Regions from separate parts of the Homo sapiens genome. Here all the other regions are linked to region 1. Evidence: chromatin loops called from intact Hi-C (ENCODE). Cell type or tissue: A673. All regions are shown on one strand. Links, peaks and the distances in the headings refer to the core of each region. The heading gives the core; the rest is flanking DNA. Region 1 has its middle 43 kb from the start of TSPAN13. Region 2 overlaps AGR2 (anterior gradient 2, protein disulphide isomerase family member). Region 3 has its middle 37 kb from the start of AGR3.

Region 1 (7,983 bases), core at 1,670-6,669:
TTAATCAGCTTTCAGGAAAAATGAAATCTACCATCTCACTAATCCCTTATCCTGTGCCAAAGCCTGGTCCTGCCTCAGTTCTTGTCTGCTTGCCCTTATGTCCCCTTGGGAATGTGTTCCAAGATGTTTTGACACCTGAAGTTTGGGTTAGGTCAGTGTTCCTAAGCCCAAGCTTGCATCCAAATCACCAGGAGGGCTTGTCAAAATAGATTGCTCAGTCCACCCCCAGAGTTTCTGATTTTGCATGTCTTGGGGGGATCCTGACAGTCTTCATGTCCAGCTAGCCCCCAGGGAATATCAATGCTGCCAGTCTGGAGACTACACTCAGAAAACCATGAGGATTTCCTGCTAAAAAGAAAAGATAATGCTACGAAAAGGTCTAAGATTCCTCAAAGGATTTAGTTGGTTGTAAAACATCAAGGACTGCTTCTTCCCTGGGGACTAAAAAATAATAATAATAAAAAAATCAAGACTATTTGAATTGAGACATTTCCCACTCTCCTGTGCCTCTTAAAATACTTTAAAAGTGTTTTATTTTATTTCATTTTATTTTTTTATTTTGAGACAGAGTCTGGCTCTATCACCCAGAGTGGAGTACAATGGCTCTATCTTGGCTCACTGCAACTTCTGCCTTCCGGGTTCAGGCTATTCTCCTGCCTCAGCCTCCCAAGTAGCTGGGACCACAGGTGTGAGCCACCACACTGGCTAATTTTTGTATTTTTAGTAGAGACGGGGTTTCACCATGTTGGCCAGGCTGGTCTCAAACTCCTGATCTCAGGGGATCCACCCACCTCGGCTTCCCAAAGTGCTGGGATTATAGGCGTGAGCCACTGTGCCCAGCTGAAAAGTATTTTTAAAAATACAAAATAAAAATACTTGAAAATACTTAAAAAGTAAAAAAAAACTTTAGGATTTTATGGGAAAAAACCCTCAGAAGCAGAAAGTCAAATATCACATGTTTTCACTTTCACAAGTGAGAGCTAAACAATGGGCACACAGGGACATAGAGTAGAAGAATAGACACTGGAGACTACGAAAGGCAGGGGTGGGACTGAGGGGTGAGAAATTGCCTGTCGGGTACAATGTATGCTATTTGGGTAGTGAGTACACTAAAAGCCCAGACTTCACCACTGTACAATCTATGCACCTAAGAAATCTGCACTTGTACTCCCTAAATATATAAAAATTTGTAACAACTTTTAAAAAAGAATAATTGGCATTGTTACAGAGCCTGGTTAGACAATCCTCACAGTAAAGTTCTTTTTGCTTCCTTTGAAAACAAATAATAAGAGAAAGTGTCAGGAGTATTTTATAAATAAATTATGGGCCCACAGTGTATTGGCTCTGTTCCAGGGAATGACACAATCAATAATGATGTGTCGTTGTTTAGTGCATTAATCCAAATTCTCATGAAGTAGCAGTCAGGCTGTGGCTCCAATGCTGAACTTGTTAAAGAAGGTATAGGAAAAATTTAGGATGAATTTTTGATCAACTCTTTAAAAAGGATTTCTTTTTTTTTTTTTTTTTTTTTTTTTTTTGAGGCGGAGTCTTACTCTGTCACCCAGGCTGGAGTGCAGTGGCGCAATCTCGGCTCACTGCAAGCTCTGCCTCCCAGGTTCACACTATTCTCCTGCCTCAGCCTGTCGAGTAGCTGGGACCACGGGCAACCGCCACCACACCCGGCTAATTTTTTGTATTTTTAAGAGAGACAGAGTTTCATCATGTTAGCCAGGCTGGTCTCGATATCCTGACCTTGTGATCCGCCCGCCTCAGCCTCCCAAAGTGCTGGGATTACAGGCGTGAGCCACCACCTTTGGCCTAAAAAGGTATTCTTCTTAACGCACATTCACTCACTTAGACATTCGAACTTTACGGGACACCAACTTCCTGCCAAGCTATGTGCTACGCTATATGGCAATTGCAGATACAGAGTTGAACAAAATACAATCTGTCTCCTTAACTGAAGACATAACGGACTTCAGAAAGTCAGCACAGAAATGGAGCTTAGTAACCATTCGGCCCCGCAGTTCTCCAAGTGTGGTTCTGACACAGAATAGTGTCATCCGGGAACTTGTTAGAAATGCAAATCCTTAGACCCCAGCCCTACTGAGTCAGACACAGGCTGGCAGGGGTGCAATCAACTGTAACAAACCCTTGGGTGATCCTGATGCATGCTGAAGTTTGAGGATCAGCAAGGTAGCCCAGTCATATTTTACTTTCCTTAGGTCACAGACCACTGACTATCTGATGAAAACAGAGTTTTGCAGATTACTTTGGGTGGCTCACACTATTGGTTCAAGGCTGAATCCTGTCCAAGCTCTTATTTTTACAATTAAGCAAAGTAAATACCAAGAGTTAAGTGACTAGCTAATTAGTTTAACAGCAAATTAAATGGCAGAATGGGGTCTTCGCACTCAAGCCAATCAATTCCAAGTTCCTATCTCTACCCCTTCACTTACAACAGCAGCAAAAGTCAAATGTGGGAAGAAGTCCAAAGGACTGAAGCCACAGTCGTTTATGATTTCATTAAAAAAAATCTATCTTGCCCATAAAGATGTGACTACTTTTCCAGAGAAGACACGGATGATTTTTTTTTTTTATGATGAGGAAAACCATGTGCTCCAAAGATTATCTCTGAAAAACAGATATGTACCTAGAAATTATTCTCTGCCAAGAACATAGTGCAACATTCAGGCTCATTAAAAAATAATGTTCTCATTTCACCTGTTCCTGCTGAAGGAGCTGGGCATTATTGTTGCTAGGTCAACTGTGGCTACTTAATCACACACCAGAAAACAACTAAACACAAAGAACAACAAAAAAGGTAAAACAAGGTTGAGTAAAAGAAGACATTAACAAAATAATATTAAATGCATCCATTTCAAACACAGGCAAAAATAATCCAGGATCATGATTTCTTGGGTGGAGGCTGGGGTTGGGAGAGGTAGGAGGAGGCTAACGTTCAATTTCTTCACTGGATCGCTGATTACCCAGGTGTGCTATTTCCATTCAAGCCAAAGACTTAGATGCACTTTTCTATATGTTGTATGTCAATAAAATAGTTAAAACGCACATAAAACCAAGATGTAAAGGTTTCAATCATGCAAAGATTAGTTCTAAAAAGGTGTTTTATGTGGAAGAAACATTTTACACCCATTTATTCCACAAGAAAAGGTGTACCAAGGTATATACCGGGTGTAGGGTATACCAGGAGGGACTTTGAAGTCTATCATTTCTCAAAAGTACAGAGAGCAGAAAGGAAATAATTACCATTAGTTCAGAGAAGATGTGGTCAGAAACACTGAATCAGCATGAGCTGGGAGGTGTTTTAGAAATTAGTAATGGGACGCACATTGTCTCAAGCCAAACAATTCTATGACTATGCAAGACATGATATGTTTCACGATTGTTGGTTTCTTGGTTTGCAAATGAAAGATTTTTATTTCCCTCTACCCCAACAAAATTTTGCAAATTGGAAACTGCTGAATTCCAGAAGTTTCGAAGTGTAGCGTTCTATTTTTAGACACTAACATAATTTTAAATTTCTTACTGAAATGATACTGCCTTGAACTATGCCCAAAATGGGAGTAAAATGTATTTAAAAGTATACATGCAAATCCAGAAAGTGACATCACATTGTGTTAAAATGTTCAAACCCTTTAAGCCAAATTCCATGTTTTTTCTAAATAACCATAGATGAAGAAAAATTTATATAAAGGTATATTTTAAATGCTAGTTTTTAAAAGCAAAAAGTTAAAGATACCTTATACAGAATTCTGGAATAATTAAATAAATTGTGACCCTTCTGGACCAAGAACAATGACATGTTCAAAAATCATGTTTTTGAAGAATAGTTATTGATATTGTAAAAATACAGAGTATGATTAAGGAGCAGGATATAAAAATAATATAGAATAAGCACATTAATTTTAAAATTATGAATGTATCAGATACTCTAAAGAAATCTAAATAGGTGTGAAGAGTAAAAAGAAAAATTATTATTTCCCTTTCTTCGTCCCATCACTGTCCAAGATACATGCAGAAATAACATTTATAACAATTATTAGATAATATTTTCTCTTTTATGTATTTATAAGGGTAAGGTATACATACACATAACTTTTTTGATGAAAAAAACATTCTTTAAAACTTGCATTTTTCCTTGAACAATATATTATTAACATCTTTTTTAGTTTACCTTAACTTAAAATCGCTATCTCAAGTTTTGTTTGGGAAAAATACTTCGTGCTAGAAAATGTCAAGTAGTATTCTAAAACTGTTCGAGTCATAGATTAGAAATGCATATCATGGGACCACCCTGCTTAGCTGCTTCCAGATTCCTGACCTACAGAAACTATGGCAGAAAAAATGTTTAAAAAATGTTTATTGTCTAAAGCTGCTAAATGTTAGGGCAATTTGTTTCACAGCAAAAAAAAAAAAAATTTGTTTCATGATATAGATTTATGATAATTTTTAAGGTAGTCGTTTCCTTCCTTCCTTCCTTCCCTCCTTCCTTCCTTCCTTCCTTCCTTCCCTCCTTCCTTCCTTCCCTCCTTCCTTCCTTCCTCCCTCCTTCCCTCCTTCCTTCTTCTCTTCTTCCCTCCCTCCCTCCCCTTCCTTCCTTCCTTCCTTCCTTCCTTCCTTCTTTCCTTCAGTTCTTTCTTGAGGCAGTTTCTCTCTTGTTGCCCAGGCTGGAGTGCAATGGCACAATCTTGGCTCGCCAGGCTGGTCTCAAACTCCTGACCTCAGGTGATCGACCTGCCTTGGCCTCCCAAAGTGCTGGGATCACAGGTGTGAGCCACCATGCCCGGCCAAGTGGCTTTTTTCTTATACACATTTTACATCTACCAGCCTGTCACTAATACAGTGATCAGTGCACATAGGTCTTTGGGTACAACTGTGGAATGATTTCTAGAAATGGAGTGCTGGATCAATGGACATGCATTTTTAAAATCTTGATGTTTATTGCCAGATTGTAACTGTAAAGGCCATATGTGAAAATAACTCACTTTTCATACAACTAACGTTATTGATTTTAGTAATTTTTTCTGACTTTATTATTTTAAGTTGTACATCTCCAATTAACAGTAAGGTTGAGCATCTTTTCATTTTAATTATCCATTTGAATTGACTCATCATACTCTGTATATTTTCAGTTAAATTCTTTATTTTTTCTTATTTATAGAAGCTGTTTATATTTTATTAACTTTTATTTTTATCCATCTGTTGAAACTCTACTGATCCCGTATGCATTTGGTGTTTCTCATTCATATGCCTTTCAGTATAGACACATTTTAAACTTTCTATATTCAGAGCTTTTTTTTTTTTTTTGCTTTTGTGTCTTGTTTTCTCTATGTGAAGGCTATAAAGACATTTCTCTGTTTTTTTAGGGCTTTCATTGTTTTACCATTAGGTGAAAATTTTAATTTTTAATTTTTTTAAGACAAGGTCTCACTCTGTCACCCAGGCTGGAGTGCATAGCATGATCACACCTTATTGCAGCCTCAACCTCCAGGTCTCAAGCAAATCCTCCTGCCCCAGGCTCGAGAGTAGCTGGAACCACAGGTGGTGCCACCATGCCCAGTTTGTTTGTTTAACTTTTGTAGATATGGGGTCTCATTGTGTTGCCTAGGCTGGTGTTGGGCTCAAGGGATCAAGGGCTCCTCCAGCCTCCTGGGCCACCCAAAGTGTTGGGATTACAGGTGTGAGCCACCATGCCTGGCAAGGTGAACATTTTTAATTTATCAGATATTATTTTTGTGTATGTACTACTGTGGTAGCCAGTCTCCAAGTTGGCCTGAAATTATCCTGATGTACTGGTATTCATGCTCTCACTCAGTTCTCATATACATTATACAGGGCTGGTCTACGTGACCAATAGAATATAGTAGAAGTGATGTTATGTCACTTCCCATATTAGGTTATTAAAGGTGACTTCCTTCTTGGGCTCCTTGTCTCTCAGATTACTCAGTCTGGAGGAAGCCAGCTATTATGTCATGAGGTCACTCAGGCAGTTGAGTTGAGGTTCTGGCTAAAAGTCAGCAAGAACTGAGGTCCACCAACAACCTTGTGAGTCACCCTGAAAGCAGATTCTACAGCCCTGGGAAGACAGCGACTCCAGCCCATGGCCTGACGGCAACCTCATGAGGCTGAGCTGAAGCCACCCAGCAAGCCAGTCCCAGATTCCAGATTCCAGACCCACAGAAGCTGTGGCATCACATATGTTTATTGTTTAAAGCTGCCAAATGGCCAAATGTTAGGGTAATTTGTTCTATGGCAATGGATAACTAATTTAACTACTTTTAAAATAGAAACTGGTTTTATTTAAAAACAAACAAAGAAACAAACAAAAAACAGGAAATTGTCTTTCAGAGAAAGACAGGGCTTTTGGTTTGAAGATTCATTACTGAGTCCCTGCTGTTTGAGCATTCCTCTCCCCTCCCCATGCGTGCCGACCTTACAATCACTACTTCAAGTTTTGTTTGGGAAAAATACTCTGCGCTGGAAAACGTTAAGTAGTATTCCATAGACTTCTAGTTCCATGTTGGTTCCATTCTAAGCCCTTGGATAACTGTGCTTTTTGGTTACCTTGGAAATGCTGGAGCCAACAAAGTTGTTGGCTCACATTTTTTACTCATATTCTGCTGAAGTGGAGCAATAACTCTCTTACACATTGACATATAAAAACACATAAAAGTTGACATAACATTTGTAGCATGTTTTCAATATTTTATCTTTAAATTTTGTCAGTATATTAGAGATGCATATTTAACTTATTCAGTTTATAGAATATGCTGGCCATGTATCCTAACTGGCAGTCAGGATGTGTCAACTTAGTTGGCCAAGTTTATTTTTCAGTTAAAATTTTGCATTTTTTCAATTCAAATAAACACATTAATAGACACTCATGGTATAATTATTATTTATCTTCAAAATTACAATTTTTAGATATATGGAAGGGGGCAGGAGCAGTGACTTGCGTCTGTAATCTCAGCACTTTGGGAGGCTGAGGCGGGTGGATCACCTGAGGTCAGGAGTTCGAGACCAGCCTGGCCAACATGGTGAAATCTCCGTCTCTACTAAAAACACAAAAATTAGCTGGGTGTAGTGGTTCACGCCTGTATCCCAGCTACTCCGGAGGCTGAGGCAGGAGAATCGCTTGAACCCGGGAGGCGGAGGTTGCAGTGAGCCAGTATCATGCCACTGCACTCCAGCCTGGACAACAGAGCGAGACTCCATCTCAAAAAAACAACAAAAAAAGATCTATTTAAACAGATATTACTCTGTCCATCGCTGGGGCAGAGAACTTGACAGTGCTCTAACTAGGCAGAAAGAAAGACATTTATCAAATATTTAAAAGATAGGAAGACTGGTCCAGTACAGTGGCTCACACCTGTAATCCTAGCACTTTGGGAGGCTGAGGTGGGCAGGGTGCTTGAGCTCAGGAGTTCAAGACCAGCCTGGGCAACATGGTGAAACCCCATTACTACAAAAAATTTAAAAATTAGCTGGCTGTGGTGGCATGTGCCTGTAGTCCCAGCTACTTGACAGGCTGAAGTAGAAGGATTGCTTGAGCCTGGCTGGGAGGTTGAGGCTGCCATGAGCTGTGATCATGCCACTGCACTTCAGCCTGGACCACAGAGGGCACGAGCCCCTCTCAAAAAAAGAGAAAATGATCTATCATTTTATGAACATAAATAGTGGTCGAGTCATATGGAAAATATTTTTTCTTTTCTGAAGACAAACAGGAAATCAGAAAACCCTCTTTAGATACAGGATGATGATACAACAATGACAATTTTCCTTTTACTTATCTTAATGAGTACATGGGTTACTAATGTACCATCCTTTTGTTTCAAGTCTTAGATAAAATGTTTCCTTCTTAGAGATTACCATCACCCTAGCACCAGGGCAGTACCTTAAGCTTTCCAAAAGTTAAAAAAAAAAAAAAAAAAAAAAGACTTCTGTATAAAGTTTTCCTAA
Region 2 (7,983 bases), core at 2,781-7,780, 84 kb before region 1:
GATTCCATCACTCACGTGCTCAAGTGGCTTCTTATCACAGAACTAAATCCAAATTTCTGATCACAACCTATGAGGCTGACATGATCAGGCCAATGGCTATCTCTCCCTTCCTACCACTCTCCTCTTGCTTTCTTCACTCTCTCCAGCCTGGCCTTCGTGCTGTTCCTCCCACAGGTGAGCTCATTCCCACCTCACAGCTAGTGCTTTTGCAGTTCCCCCTGCCCACAGTGGCCTACCCCAAAATGGACCACTCCCTCACTTCAACGTTAGCTCCTCAGGAAGATCTGCCCTGACCACTCACAGTTTTTAAACCCTTTGCTTTGCTTTATTTTTCTTCAAAGTACATATCTCTACCTGAAAGTATCATCTACTTATTTCTTTGTTTATGGTTTGTCTCCCACACAAGTATGTGAGCTCTGTGAAAAAACACATGCTTTTTTTTGTTCACTGCACCATCCCTAGTACAGAACACAGTGCGTAACACATGGCAGCCATTCAATAAATATGAGCTGGAGAAAAAAATGAATTGATGAATGAATGGATGAATGAGTGAATAGAAAGCAGAGGTAGTCAATGCCATAGATATTACTTCACTAATCATTTGCTAAAAGGCCAAAGTAGAATACTGTATTTAAAATGCAATTCAATAAGTAAATAAAATGCAATTTAACTGAAAATTGAACAAAGCTTTTAACCAATGCTAAGATGGATGCTTAATGATTTTTCTTTATATTATAGCTTTAAAGAAAGTGTTTGCTGAAAATAAAGAAATCCAGAAATTGGCAGAGCAGTTTGTCCTCCTCAATCTGGTTGTAAGTTTCCTTTTCATCATTACTAACATTTCTCTATGGCTCATTACTTGAAATGGATGATTCATTTTTCCTATACATCTTAGTTATACTGCATTAACTGGGATTGCTTCCAAATATCCCATCTCATAAATTAGAGAGAAAAAAGATATTTCGTTGTATTAATAATCCATTTGGTGTGTCTGTTTTTATTTAGTAATTAATCATCTTAGTTTGTCTGAAAAATTATCTCCCGTAGTCAGAATTTTTTCTGTTGCTGGAAGGTTTTTGTTACTTGCTGTGCCTGTCCCTCTATAGTCCTGGCTTCTCTACACCCATTCTTAATCCTGGTCATCTCTTGGGAAGAGACAGCTCTCTGGCTTTCCAACTCTAATCATGCCTCTTGTGCTTTAGCTTCATGCATTCCCACCTTACTTCACCACTACCACCCCTCACGGTGCTCAAGCTTTCTGTCTCGGCAAGTTCTTTTTACTGTATACAAATGTTTCATTTTCCTTCTAAAAGCAAGCCAACAAAAAAATGACTCTACCTAATCATATGTCCTTTTGAGCCCTCCGGCCCTTCCTCTTCACAGGTTGGCTTCCTTAAAGACCACTTCGCACCAGTAGTTCTTCCTTGCCTCTCTTCCATGGGCTCTTCCTCTTCCTCTTCCTACTCCTTAATGTGAGTGACATGATGAATCTCTACTTGACCCTTTTCTCTTTCCATATTTTGTATTCAGTGAACAACTCCATCTACAACTGCCTTTAATCAATTCCGACACACTAATAATTCCTACATCTTACCCAAACATGAAACAACTTCCAAATTGTCTATCCAACCATATTCCAGATATCTCATAATCAGCTTAAACTCAGTATGTTCCTCACTGCACATTAATCATCTTGGTTTGCGCTTTTCCAATAGCTCTTCTTTCTCTATTCCCTATTTTACTGAAAGTGGTACTGTGCTAGATTGGACTCTCCTACTTACCTACAGCATGCAATAAGCCCTGTGCTTCTAAATTCCAAGTATTCCTGCTACTAGTCACTTCTCTATAAACTCAGGACCACTATTTTAGTAAGCCTCTTTCACTTTCCCTAGCTTACTGTAATACTGCTAAATGGCTCCTGGTCTACAAGATAAACTCTGTCTAATCCCACATGGCTGTCAGAGAAGTTGCTTTACAGACCAAACTGGGGTCACAGTGCCTCTTCTAACATCCCTCCAGTGGTTCTTAACTATTTCTGAACAAAGGAAAACACTATGGCATGGTGTGCAAAGTCATTCCTAAGCCGGCCCCTGAAGCAGCTCTAGCACCTTCTTTCGCCACTGCCCTCGTGCATCCCCCCAACTCAGTCCTTCCCCAGCACTTGGCCATAGGAGAAAATGCTCCACCTGTCCTCTCCATACTCTTCCCCCTGCATGAAGTGTCTTTCTTTTCCACCTAACTGACTCCTGTTCATTTGTAAAGATTCCTCCTTATCCACTTCAGAAAGTCCTAGTCGGGGTGGAATCTGCATTCTGGGCTAAATGTCTTGCTCAAGGCAATCACCAAACCTGCATATCCTACACCGTAACATTTCACCCACTGCATCCTCAATATTCATTTTCCTACCTGTATCTCTCAATAGAGTGTGCATTCATTAAAGATAAGCACCATGCCTTGCTAAATACAGTTCTAAATAAAAATTGATAAATGGATAAATGAATACTCAAGAAAATCCCGTACTTGTCTCCGTAATTTCTCTAGAAATGACATCTGCTTTTTTCCTTAATAGCCTCTTATTTCATCCCAGATGTCTTCCCCAAACACAGTAACTCCTTCCAAATTCTCCCTTAATTTTTTTGCTCTTTATCACATCCATTCAGCACTTTATCTCATGTTCTGCTCTATCTTATTTATTATTTCATGCTTGTAACTTGTCTCCTCATCTGTACAATAAACTCTGTGTGGAAGAGTTATGATATCTTGAGATGCCTGGCCGGAAATGGACAGATTCTTGTATTAACAAGTTTGAAAACGACTGAAAAGTCAAAGTAAACTAAAAGATGCTTTTCTTTTTATTTTAGTATGAAACAACTGACAAACACCTTTCTCCTGATGGCCAGTATGTCCCCAGGATTATGTTTGTTGGTAAGCGGAAGTGACAGTGAGATAACTCGGAAACACATACTAGTGCTGCCATCCTCCTTCTCTCCTCCCCACTGTCCCTTGCCACGTTGCCATGGCCAATGTCATCACTAAGCTCTAGCAAGGAGCATGACATTCCTTTAAGTTCCGCAACATATTTTCTTTAGAAAATGTGAGCTTTTACCTATTTCCACACAACACTTTCTTTTCTCACATGCTAATTGTAACTTTTCATCTTCTGCTATAATACTTCTGAGAACAAAGCACCCTATTCACTATTTAAACATATTGATAAATTTCCTGAATACGAGAGGCCTGCAAATATTTATTTTTTAATCCAGCAAACTTTCACTTTGTGTGTTAGATTTTTCTGACATTTTTTATCATTATTTTTAAGAAAGTTAGGAATAAGGCTGGGTGGCTCACGCCTGTAATCCTAGCACTTTGGGAGGCCAAGGCCGGCAGATCACTTGAGGTCAGGAGCTCCAAACCAGCCTGGCCAACAAGGTGAAACCCCATCTCTACTAAAAAATACAAAAAAAAAATTAGCCAGGCGTGGTTGCAGGAGCCTGTAATCCCAGCTACCTGGGAGGCTGAGGCACAAGAATTGCTTGAACCCAAGAGGCAGAGGTTGCAGTGAGCCGAGATGGCACCACTGCACTCCAGCCTGGGCAACAGAGCGAGATTCTGTCTCAAAAAAAAAAAAGGAATATGAGGTGGGAAAAAGAAATGAAAGGAGCCACATGCTCCTTCCTGCCACTGGTACTTTTCATATGCTTTCCCCACTTCCTTCTCTGTCCCCCAATTTCACATCATTAACTCCCCAATCATCATTATTCATTGACCGAGTCAAATCCCTACTATGTGCTCTTGTAGTCATACTTTCCTCAGGTATAATTTTGCAGTTTGGGGGTGGTTATGTAATAAATATTTCCCACATTGGACTATAAGCCCCTATGGCAGGGACTGTACCTATTTCTGCTCACCATGATATTCCCAACGTGACCCTGCAGTAGGCTCTCCATCAATATGTGTTTAATTATTGAATGAATGTACTGAGTTTGGCTTTGTTCAAAGTCATACTGATTTAAGGACAATCCATAATGAAATCCATCACTTACAACAATTCATGCTAATCATATGATTCACCTGTGTAATTCATTAAAAGTTTACACTGAATGTACAAAGCAGGGAAAAGAAAAACAAGAAATAGAAAAAAAGGAAGAAGGCTGAACTAAAGCACTAATTTTATAGGTTTAGTTTTGTCAGAATTTAGGACATTTGGAATCCTAACATTAAAAGGGAATTTATAGATGTCTGTTCATACCTTGTACAGGAATTCTTTGTACAGCATCCCTGTGGAAGGGCATTTTAACCCACATTCAATTCCTTCAGTCCTAAGAACCAGCTCCAAGGCAGCTTGCTCTTCTAGCTCCGTAGTAGCCACCCTGACTACATGTTTGAATCACCTGGAGGATTTTAAAGATCAAGTTGCCCAGGCCACACCTCAAACCAATTAAATCAGAATCTCTGGGGGTGGGAGGCAGGCATCCATAGTGTTTACAGCTCTCCAGATGATTCCAATGTGCAGCCAGGTGAGCTGCTAGTTGGGTATTTAAAAAGCCCTTCTTAGGTTAATTTCTTACAAAGATTAGACCGTGTCTTTGTATCCTCTGCACCAAACAGAAGTATAGTTGGTCTTAAATCTGGTGAATAAATGTACATCTGCTTCTTGTAATTTATGTGTCTGGCCTTAGTCCAACATTCTGAAATGACAGATTGCCCACTCCAGTACCAGCGACAGACTTTGCAAACATGCAGATGGTTCTCACATGTCTTCCTTGTCTCATTTTCAGGGCACGTGTCCTAGGTTCTTTCGATTACGTCTCTCAAGGCAAGGTTTCCAGATCTCTCTGTATCCTCACGCTTCCCTTTTGGATGCACCTTAATTTTAAAATACCTCTTTTTCTCATTAATTAGATCACTTCAAGTTAAATACAAAACATGGCAAGATGGATTTAAATTTAGAGGGATATAAGTATACATAAGAGAAGACCAATCTCTACTTTTAAAAATGCAGTTAATTAACAATAAAGTAAAATATAGTGAAGGTACTATATGCTTATTTGAACTTTGCTGTTGTTAAGGACTTGCATTCCTCTATTAACTTTTTTTAAAAAACTCGTTTTGAAAACTAGCATTGGATGTGGGTTTCCAATGATCTAGAAACATGTAAACTACAACATAATCGTTTCAAGAATTTAAAATAATTTTGCAGTAGAGAATGTTAATGTTTTCACCAAAAAAAAAAAAAACACCATGTCACCCCTAAATATATATTATTCTGTTTTCAGGTTGCCATAGATAGAACAGAAGGGTTCATAACCTTTTCCACAAATAGCACTGCACAGCTGTTGATGTTTCCAGCCCTGCATTTGCTACTAACTGCCAGGGGCTGGGTAGTAGAGTGGATGGATCAGAGCTCCTGTGAGTGCAGACACACTCCATTCCCTCACAGGACATGAATACATGAACTTCAGCTCCCCGGGGCAATAAATACAGGTTGTTTGAAAACAAACCATTCCATTCCCTTTTGCTTCATTTATCTTTGCAGACCCATCTCTGACAGTTAGAGCCGATATCACTGGAAGATATTCAAATCGTCTCTATGCTTACGAACCTGCAGATACAGCTCTGTGTAAGTGTGACCTTCAATTCGGATGTTGCCCAAGAGTTGAACACCTCTATTGCTGTAGTGATGGGACTAGAGGCTGCATGGTGAGGTGAGAGAGAGCTAGGCTTAGGGACGCCTCGGACTCAGTTTGACCCTAACTAGCCTTGCATCTTCAGGCAAATCACACTCTTTCCATCTCAGGTTTGTTTGTTTTTAATCTCAATTGAAGATGAATTATTTAGATTAGGTATCTTTTTCTCTAGGAGGATTCTATGACCACATTACCTGATTTTCAGGTTTTCTGTTAGGTACACGAGCACACACTCCTTCTATCACAGAACTGAGTGTAATAATTGTAATAATCTGCATGTCTTAATTTTTTAAATAACAAAAGTGAAAGAATGTGCAGTCCAGCTTAAAATTAAATTCAGGTTCAGTTTAAAGATCAGTTTCAAAGATGATCCAAATGATTGCCAAGAAAATTACCTTCCCTATGGTTGCCATCAATGGAAGAGAGACAGAGAGAGAGAGAGACACTGACTTAAGGCAGATGAGGTACCTCAATGCAACGCTGTAGCTAGCTGTGACATCTGATTAGTCCTCTGGGAAGAAAAGTGGGTTTTATCCTAGGAACCAACTCTGATCAATTAGTAGTGGCTGCCTAGAACTGCACTGTCCAATATGTTAACCATTTGCCACATGTTGCTACTTAAGTTAAAGTTAGAAATTCATTCCTTCAGTCACACTAGCCATATTCCAAGTGCTCAATGCCCGGACACTGAACATTTCCATCATCACAGAAATTTCTATTGGCCAGTGCTGACTTAGAACGTCATGTTGGGAAGAGAAGTGAGGCCGTGTCTAGGAAGCAGGAGAGATCATCATGGTCCATTAGCAATGTTTCCAGTGTGTGCTGGACCAGGGGAAGCACATTCCAAGTACTGTCAGCCATTACTGAGATAATACCATACATTTTAATAAGACTAAGCTCTTAAAAGGCACGTGTCCTACACAAGTAATATCACAATCCCTTGTAGAACAGGCACTTAATAATTAAGATTTGTAGGAAGAGTGAATAAGCGGCTGTTCAATGCCTATCGAGTGGACATCTTATTTTTAGTAGATCACATACCTCATTTTGATGAATTGCTGTTGAAGAAACAGTGACCCAGAGTTTGGGCTCTGGAACAGTAGCTCCATTACTTGTTAGCTGTGTGACCTTGAGCAAGCTACTCAGCCTCTCTCTGCCTGTTTCATTATGTATATATAAAGTTCTAATCGTGTTTGTATGAGGATTAAAGAATTCATCTGCATAAAGCACTTGGTTTGCTATTATTTATATTTCCCCTACTTCTAAAACAATTTACACACACCTACTAATAGACATTTCTTTTAAACATGATTTAAATTTACTTCTAAATGAGCCAAAATTATCTTCTGCTGCTAGAGCTTATAAAAGGATTCTTTTGGAAGTGAGGGTTGGAGATGAAGGATCTGGGAAGGAATGACTACACTAGAAAACTAGATTGTCACAAAAGCCATTTCATATAATTTTTTTAAATTACAATAAGATTACCAACTATTCACCTCATGATAAAAAGCATCCTATCAGGCTGGGCACAGTGGCTCACGCCTGTAATCCCAGCACTTTGGGAGGCCGAGGTGTGTGGATCACTTGAGCTCAGGAGTTCGAGACCAGCCTGGCCAGCATACCAAAACCCCATCTCTCCCAAAAATACAAAAATTAGCTGGGCATGGTGGAGCACACCTCTAATCCCAGCTACTCAGGAGGCTAAGGCTGAAGAATCACTTGAACCCAGGAGGCAGAGGTTGCACTGAGTGGAGATTGCACCACTGCATGCCAGCCTGAGTGGGAGTGAGACCTTGTCTCAAAAAAAAAAGCATCCCATTAAATAATGAATTGAGCATCCAAGTTTGGGGTTTATTATATCGATATAACGCACGATGGTGTCTTGACTCTCCTGCTTTTATCCCCCATTAGTGCTTGACAACATGAAGAAAGCTCTCAAGTTGCTGAAGACTGAATTGTAAAGAAAAAAAATCTCCAAGCCCTTCTGTCTGTCAGGCCTTGAGACTTGAAACCAGAAGAAGTGTGAGAAGACTGGCTAGTGTGGAAGCATAGTGAACACACTGATTAGGTTATGGTTTAATGTTACAACAACTATTTTTTAAGAAAAACAAGTTTTAGAAATTTGGTTTCAAGTGTACATGTGTGAAAACAATATTGTATACTACCATAGTGAGCCATGATTTTCTAAAAAAAAAAATAAATGTTTTGGGGGTGTTCTGTTTTCTCCAACTTGGTCTTTCACAGTGGTTCGTTTACCAAATAGGATTAAACACACACAAAATGCTCAAGGAAGGGA
Region 3 (7,983 bases), core at 1,279-6,278, 210 kb before region 1:
GGCTGATTTCAAACTCCTGACCTCAGGTGATCTGCCCACCTCGACCTCCCAAAGGAAAGGAAAGTTCCACATGAACAGGTTTGGGGCTAAGTAGGTGAAGGTGTGATGAGAAGAAATGTGACCGATCACAAAAGAAAGTGTGTGTGTGTGTGTGTGTGTGTGTGTGTGTGTGTGTGTGTTTAAATAATAATAATAATAATAATTTAAAAAAAAACATTTACATTGGGTTAGAAGTCCTGTACTTCCTGGGAATGGGGATGGGGTGATGTATAAGCAGAAATAAAAATTAATGCTTCACTAGAGAAATACTAGTGTTTCATGTAAAAGACATTTCCTGCCTACTCCCTAGGCAAATATTTCAAACAAACAGAAAAAAAAAAGATGTGTTTTAATCTCTCTTGTAGAGACACCCCACCCCATTTCTCTAAGACAGCTTGGCTCTAGAAAAGGTCTAACCAGTCTAACACCTTGGGCAACTGTACAATTTGACCCCATCTCTTCACGGCCTGGGGACTGGGCCTATCTGGTGAAAACAGAAAATCATGTGGGAAATGAATGGCTTAAGAAATGAACTCTCTATGGAAGGTAATTTCTAAGACTAAATACCGCATACTCTTTCAGAAAGAGAGGGCCTTCTAATGTATGCTGCTCTGGAGGAATCCACTGTGCCTCCTGCAGCATGATTTGTTAAATATTAATGAACCCACAAGCTGGAAAGAACCCCTGGAGTGGCCTAATTGCTTTTAGAACTGCTTAATTCCTGTAAGTAATCCACTTCATTAATTTTGCCAAGCAATACTTATTCTGTGTTCGACCTTTCATGGCTCATTTCCAAAATGTTAACATTAAGGCAACAACACTGTTTGCAAACCACAGTCTGATAAATAAAATGCTAAAAGAAATAGCAGAAACTTTCAATTACATTCACTTCTTTGAATTGTTCTATTCAGTGCTTTAAAGACTAAAATCCCTTGACCTAAGCTATTTGGTTTTTTGTTTGTTTGCTTGTTTGTTTGCTTTTTAGTATGCCCTATGGTAGACTAAATAATAACTCCCCCGAAGATGTCCACATCCTAATCCCGAGAACTGGATGTGGTCTTACATGGCAATAGGGACTCTGCTGATGTGGGTAAGTTAAGGATCTGGTGATAGGGAGATTGTCCTGGATTACCCAGGTGGGGCCCTGTAGTCACAGGGGTGTTTATAAAAGGAATACAGGAAGGTCAGGCAGAGGGGAAGGCAATGTGACGATGGAGGCAGAGACTTGGGTGATGAAAGCACAATCCGGGGAACACAGCAGCCTCTAGAACCTGGAAGAGCCAGAAACAGATGCTGCCCTGGAGCCTCCAGAAGGAATCAGATGCCCTACTACCCTGATTTTAACCCTGTAAGACTCATTTCAAGCTTCTTACGTCCAGAACTTTGAGGCAAGAAATTTGTATTGTTTGTAGCCACTAAGTATGGGGCAAACACTTGTTGCAGTAGCAACTTTCTTGCAAATGTATGAAAGTTTGAAATATCACTGCAGACAGCCCATGAAACACCCTCAACATCTGTCTTGCTTTCCACTGCTGTTTGAGCACAGTGATCAGTCGTTCCTCATGAATAAGCTGTCCATCGGCCTGGCTACATCTGATTGGACCCCCTATAGCTACACACACAGGCCTATGGCTATGAGGAAGCCTGTTGCAAAAAGTCCGCCTTGGAAGACACTTCAAGAAGGACAGTGACCAACCAAAGGAATCAGGTTCTCTCCCAGAGACTTTTCAGTGCAAGACATTGACAAGGCAATAAAACTATAAGGAAAAGAACAGGAAGTACAAAAAAGACAGAAAGGGAAAATGGAGAAAAAAGCTAAGGGGCCAATAGGATGGAGTCAGGAGAAGAGGGAGTAAGGGACACCAATTTCTGGGGACCAGGCCGCCACACTTCTCCACGGCTCCAGTGCCTACCATAACCCTGCACAGGGGCCCTCAAATGACTGCTGAACATTTGAACAATAGTAAAGTGCGTTCCATTTCTTCATGAGACACCACTGCGTTACTGCTAAGATTGGTTCTCGTGCTTCCATATTTCCCCATGCAGCCTTATAATAATCACTACACACCTGAGATGACCAGAGTAGGTTTTGATTTTTACAACTCTATTTTATTTTATTTTTGAGACAGAAGTTGTGCTCTGTCACCCAGGCTGGAGTGGAATGGCGTGATCTCAGCTCACTGCAACCTCCACCTTCCGGGTTCAAGCGATTCTTCTGCCTCAGTGTCCAAAGCAGCTGGGACTACAGGCGCCCACCACCACGCCCAGCTAATTTTTTAATAGAGTTGTATTTTTAATAGAGTTGGGGTTTCACCATGTTGGACAGGATGGTCTCAAACTCCTGGCCTCAAGGGATCCTCCCATCTCAGCCTCCCAAAGTGCTGGGATTACAGGCATGAGCCACCGTGCCCGGCCTGTTTTTAACAGCTTTGAAGAGCCTAACCACGATTCTCTCCTCTCAAGTCTTATCCTTATAATGCTATTTTAAAAAATCATTGGGGGCAAAGAACTTGAATAAACATTTCTCCAAAGAAGATCTACAAATGGCCAACAAGCTCATCCAAAGATTATCAAGGTCACTGAGGAAATGCAAATCAAAACTACATGCAGAGACCACTTTAAACCCACGAGGATGGTTATCCTCAAAAGAGCTTTGAGGAAAATGCAGCAAAACTGGAACTCTCATACATTGCTGCTGGGAATGCAAAATAGGGTAGCCACCACAGAAAAGTTTGATGGTTCCTCAGTAAGTTAAACATAGAATTACCACATGACTCAGGAATTTCACTCCTGCATATACACCCCCAAAAATTAAATAACAGGTGTTCAAACAAAAACTTGCACACAAAAGTTTGCAGTGGCACTACTTACAATAGCCAAAAGATGGAGATAACTAAAGCATCTGTAGATGGATGAATAGATAAACAAATTTTAGTATATATGTATATACACACAGTGGAATATTATTTGCCCATAAAAAGGAAGAACTAATACAGGCTACAACATTAATGAACCTAGAAAGTATTATTCTTTGTGAAAGAAGACACAAAAGGCTACATAATGTATGATCCCATTTGTATGGAATATCCATAATAGGCAAATTCATCGAGACATAATGCAGATTCGTGGCTGCCAGGGGTTGAGGGGGAAATGAGGAGTAAATGCTTAACGGGTGCAGGGTTTCTTTTTGGGGTAATGAAAATGTTCTGGAACTAGAGAGTGGTGATGGTTGTACAACATGTTGATGTACTAAATTCTACTGAATTGTACATTTTTTAATGGTTAAAATGGTGAATTTTATACGATGTGAATTTTACCACAATAAAAAAGATGATGGGAAATGTATTTCATGTGAGATCTTCCTTTATTTGCCACATGACTGATAGAGAATTTATTATATAACCATTTCAACTTATGGTTAGATATCCGAAATGCTGCGCTTGCCCCAAGTGGCTTTAGGGCTTGAGTTATCCCTTTGTTAGCAAGGGTACAATCTAGGGTATATAACACACAGATACCTGTATGTGTTCTCAGTGTCACACTCAAAAGTTCTTTCATGTGGGCCTAAAACTTATAGATTGTTTTGTAAAATGGAGTAAAAAGCCAACCAATGTCGTGTCCTGATTAATCTGATTCTGGGCTAAGCGAGAAAAACTATGCAACATTTAGAGTGATGTGAGTCTTTTATTTCAACATTTTAATGTGAGATCAAGATACCTTAAAATAAAGAAACTAATCCCTTGATAATAAGGGTTAGTCACTAAGTGGATTAAGAAGTTAATGATGACATCATTAGGGAATCATTTCTTTAAAGACAGTGACTGATACTTCAAAAGAATGTTACAGGTATTTGTCACCTAGCTCTTCAATAAAATTAAATTTCTCAGTTAAAGAAATGACAGATTGGCCCACCTTTGCTGAAAAAAGTAGAAAAGAACTCATAATTGTATTTCTTGCTTCTCAAAATATTCCAGAAGTGTTTTTATTTTCAACAGCAGGTGGCGCTGCCAACATAACTCTGAAATCTAAAAGCTGCCTGACCATTTTCTTCAAGCCCCTTATTATATAGGAAATACGGAATAATTCACTTTTTGAATCCACTTCATGCTTGAAATACATTTTACTATTCTTGGCATTAGTCGGGTATGTTTAAGGTTCTGAAATCCTAAGAAATTTAATTCAATTAACTCACGGAAACAGCTTTTAAAACATTACCTTCATTATTAACTAACATGGATAGGGTATTTTCTATGGGTAGGCACTTTACTACACCCTCACATCAGCTTTCTCTTTAATCTCGATAAATTTAAAGGGTATTATTTTCATTTTAAAAAGGAGAAAACAGATAAGTTATGTTCTCTGCCCAACTCACACATCTCTGCAAGGAGTAGAACCAGGATCCACTGAGACCTGACTCCCTCCAAGGCCCACATCCTCAGCCATGTCACCCCACATCACACATAGTGCCACAGTGCCCTAGGATTCCCAGCATTTTGGAAAGACATTCAAAGACAGGTTTACTAGATGAATATCAAGGTAGATAACCTGAAACCACTGAACATGCAGGTGGCCCTCATTCAAGCCATTTAGACAGGTAAGTTCATTTAACTCCTAAGCACCAGTTGTATTCAGAATTCAGTCAAAGCTTAAAACAAGTTTGACCTTATTTCTGTATGGGAAAAGTTAAGAGTGAAAGGTGATATTCCATTGAGTCAAACTGTCTAGGACAAAGACTTTGCACAATATTCAGAAAGGCACCCTGCAACACAGAAATCATGCCAACTCCATTTACTGTGTGAAACAAAAGGAAGCTAAACTTCAGCAGCAAAGAAGGGAGAAAGAAATAGGTTATTTGCGTACTTGAAATTTGACCTTTCCATGAACAGATAGTCGTTTGCTGTTATGACACTATTCTGAGTAAACAGTTTGATATATAATGCAAAAGTTGAAGAAAAAGGAAGTACAGCACAGCATTAAGTATTCTAAATCTTTCTGATAGACACATCCTACGTAAGGATCTATAAAGGTTATCTGTTTTTAACAAATTTAACACTATATGAGAGTTTTTTCTTCTCTCTAAAAAAAGTCATTAGCCATCTCACAAGTAAAGATAAATTGAGGACTGGTCAGAACCCATTGCTCCATTTTCTCATTCAGTCATTTGATACCATCACCCTCAGGAGGAGAAGGAACACTTCAAGCACATGATGATGGTTTTAATAAATTCAATAAGATTTTATTCCCAGGCACTTAGGATCAACCGTCATGGACTGGACTAGACTATGTTGTTTCTCTGGCATAATACAAAAACCAGAGTCCCTTTACTGGAAGCCACATCTGAACATTAGCCCTTGTCATTTTACCTTTTCCACAGCAAATCAGGACAGACCTAAGATGAGAGAAAGCTCTCTCAGGCATCCCCAGGACAGAGAGGCCTTCCTAAGCTCCTAAGCATGGCAGATCCCACAGGTCACATGGGAGGGAGCATAAGGACAAAAGCAACCCCAAGAGGCCCCAACACACAAAAGCATCGCTTCCAATTTATTCATTCTTCACACTGCGCTGCCCCCCGCCCAACTCCTAGCACCACGGCCCATCAGTTTTCTTCCCTTTAATACTATTTATGGTGTGTTGACTAAGCACAACTCATGTTGTATGCAAAACACAACTTTATTTTTTGCTTCCTGTCGCCTTTTAAAATATATCCAGTGGGGGTAATCTTTCTTTGCCCCAGGATAAACAGCATGTCCCATGCTTTTTCTGCTCATTCTTAGGTACATACATTTCTACATACATTGGAAGTTGCCAACAGACTAATTTCAAAAAATAAAACTTTCAGTACAAAATATAAATCAAAACTACTTTGATTAAACAGCAAAACCTTCTCCCTTTTCTTGGCTCAGGCTGGCTTCAGGCTAAACCTACAATAGGAGAAAGAGGCACAGATGGATTATTTTGTATTTCTCCTGCTTGTACTTTTCTCCCTCCTGTCTCCTTCCCTGTTTCCTAGCTGGTTTGTTCTTCCTCCTGAATGGAGTGAAGGGCTGGGTACAGGATGAGAAAGAGCAAAGCATTGAAATTAGATGAGAAATATCTTACCTGAAATGGTAGCAAAGACAGCTTGCAACTATCTGGGTCTGGCAGAAGTAAGGATGACTCACTCTTGTAGACATACCATTGTAGGCTCTTCATAGGGGTGCACACTGGGGATTTCTCTTGTAAAGTTTCCTTGACTCGGGCAGATGCTTCTCCAGGCTGGGTGATCACTTGCAACTCCTTCCTTGACCCTTAAGTATTAGGCCTTTTCTTCCAAGTTGCTGCTCCCCTATAGGCAGCACTCTTTAGATACAAATGTCCCTGCTGTAGGAGGGCAGGTCCTCAAGTGGCCTTTTTCGACCCAGCTCTCCCCTCTCCAACTTGTAGTTCTCAGAATTACTGTAGAATTTCTGCAGAATGCATTAACATAAGAAAAAAAGAAACAGGCTAGAATAGCCAGAACTATGTTCCTTCTAGAGCAGGATATTCTGCAAAACTTGAGCTTAGGGAGCAAATGATACCCAAGGCGCAAAATACAAGATGATGTGCTTTGCGGGTACCTCAGCTTCAGTACAATATGGGACACACACAGACAAGACTCTATCCACACTGGAGAGCTTTCCTGAGCCCCGGGGGACCAGCCCACCATGGATCCTAGACTATGTGTTTTTGCTGTCTATCAGTGAATAATAAATTTGCTTTGCCTGACTTGTCGTGAAAGTTCTGTATCTCACTGTCCTCATGCGAATAGTAGAAAACCTTTGCATCTGCCAGTACATTCCACATCTAGACCACAAGAAACAACCATGCATTACTCATCACTCGCAATAAGCCCTGGGGTAACCAACTCTCCTGGCTTCACAATCAGCACTGAAAGCCCATCTAAATACTTTCTATTCATGAAGATACTAGGGTTCTAGTGTTGCAGAACAGGTTCTGGACCATTTTGTACCTGCAGGGTAGGGTGTATGTTACATCACACATTTTGTGATAATGCTTTAACTAGTTCTATAATTCCCCGTAGTAAGTAATTATGGCTTCCTGGAAATTGCTGAAGTAACATATTGAAGACTGAAGCCACTGCGGTTTGCAGGCCCTTATGATTTTTATTTACTTCATAACGCATACCAGCATCTTGGGAATAATAGAAGGAGCATCTTAATTTCAGGTCAAATAATAGTCACTAAAGTCTACATAGGCTAAATACTTTATAATACTTCTCACAGATCTTCTTCCTCAATAATTTAACCCCCTAACAATCAGAATCTTAAAATAGGGACTTGAGAATCGTTGTACCTCAAAAATATCTTCTGGTGATCATAGAATGCTTAAAATGCTAACATAAATAGCGCAAGCCAATGAACACTTGAAAATAGCCAAGTGAGCCTAAGCACACCAGGTCTCTTGATGAGCCACACAGTGCTCAGAGCCAGAGGGCTCCTCCCTGACATCTGACACCAACAGAGGCTATGATCAGGGAGCAAGGTCCGCACAGTTATGAAACAGAGGAGTGATTGCATTGATGTAGCATATTTACCATCACGGATCTAGATGCAGGGTATTGAGCCACATATACACAATGGCAGGGAATCTGTCATCCTAAAATATCAGGAAGAGGAAATTGAAGATTAAAAGAAAGACTGTATTTTTGCTGTTGCCATTTTTACAAGAAACCTTAGTTTTTCACAGTCTTTCATCTATAAACTTAAAGGAGCTTGGACTTGGAGAAATCTACTATCAAGCAATAAATAAAATCCTGTTATTTGTAGAAACATGGATGGAACTGAAGGACACTGTATTAAGCGAAATGAGCTAGGCACAGAAAGGCAAGCAAATATCATATGTTCTCATTCATATGAGAGAGCTGAAAGAGCTGATCTCATAGAAGCAGAGAGTAGAATGACAGTT

Evidence for each region. Hi-C counts contacts between places; a loop is a spot of excess contacts. Peaks named below come from ENCODE experiments on the same cell type or tissue, not always from the same donor. Only the 100,000 strongest peaks of a DNase experiment are listed, where the experiment ranks them.
Region 2: it touches region 1 in a loop (2.8-fold over the local background); 4 of 110 quality-filtered maps call a loop at or near these places.
Region 3: it touches region 1 in a loop (7-fold over the local background); 5 of 110 quality-filtered maps call a loop at or near these places.

What each region holds. Positions count from the first base shown.
Region 1 is chr7:16,707,256-16,715,238 of GRCh38, reverse strand. No RefSeq gene overlaps it. Among named protein-coding and RNA genes, the nearest start is that of TSPAN13, 43 kb to the left of the region's middle. In A673, for the core only: no CTCF peak of the experiment used is centred there; DNase peaks (open chromatin) are centred at 4,468, 6,178 and 6,198; H3K27ac peaks cover 4,906 bases.
Region 2 is chr7:16,792,573-16,800,555 of GRCh38, reverse strand. AGR2 (anterior gradient 2, protein disulphide isomerase family member) reads left to right here. Exons shown (of 8, transcript NM_006408.4): 5 at 739-812; 6 at 2,862-2,925; 7 at 5,537-5,620; 8 at 7,599-7,983. The coding sequence ends at 7,648. Among named protein-coding and RNA genes, the nearest start is that of AGR2, 8.4 kb to the left of the region's middle. In A673, for the core only: no CTCF peak of the experiment used is centred there; a DNase peak (open chromatin) is centred at 4,705.
Region 3 is chr7:16,914,544-16,922,526 of GRCh38, reverse strand. No RefSeq gene overlaps it. Among named protein-coding and RNA genes, the nearest start is that of AGR3, 37 kb to the right of the region's middle. In A673, for the core only: a CTCF peak has its summit at 4,015 (motif pointing right); DNase peaks (open chromatin) are centred at 4,066 and 6,236; H3K4me3 peaks cover 446 bases.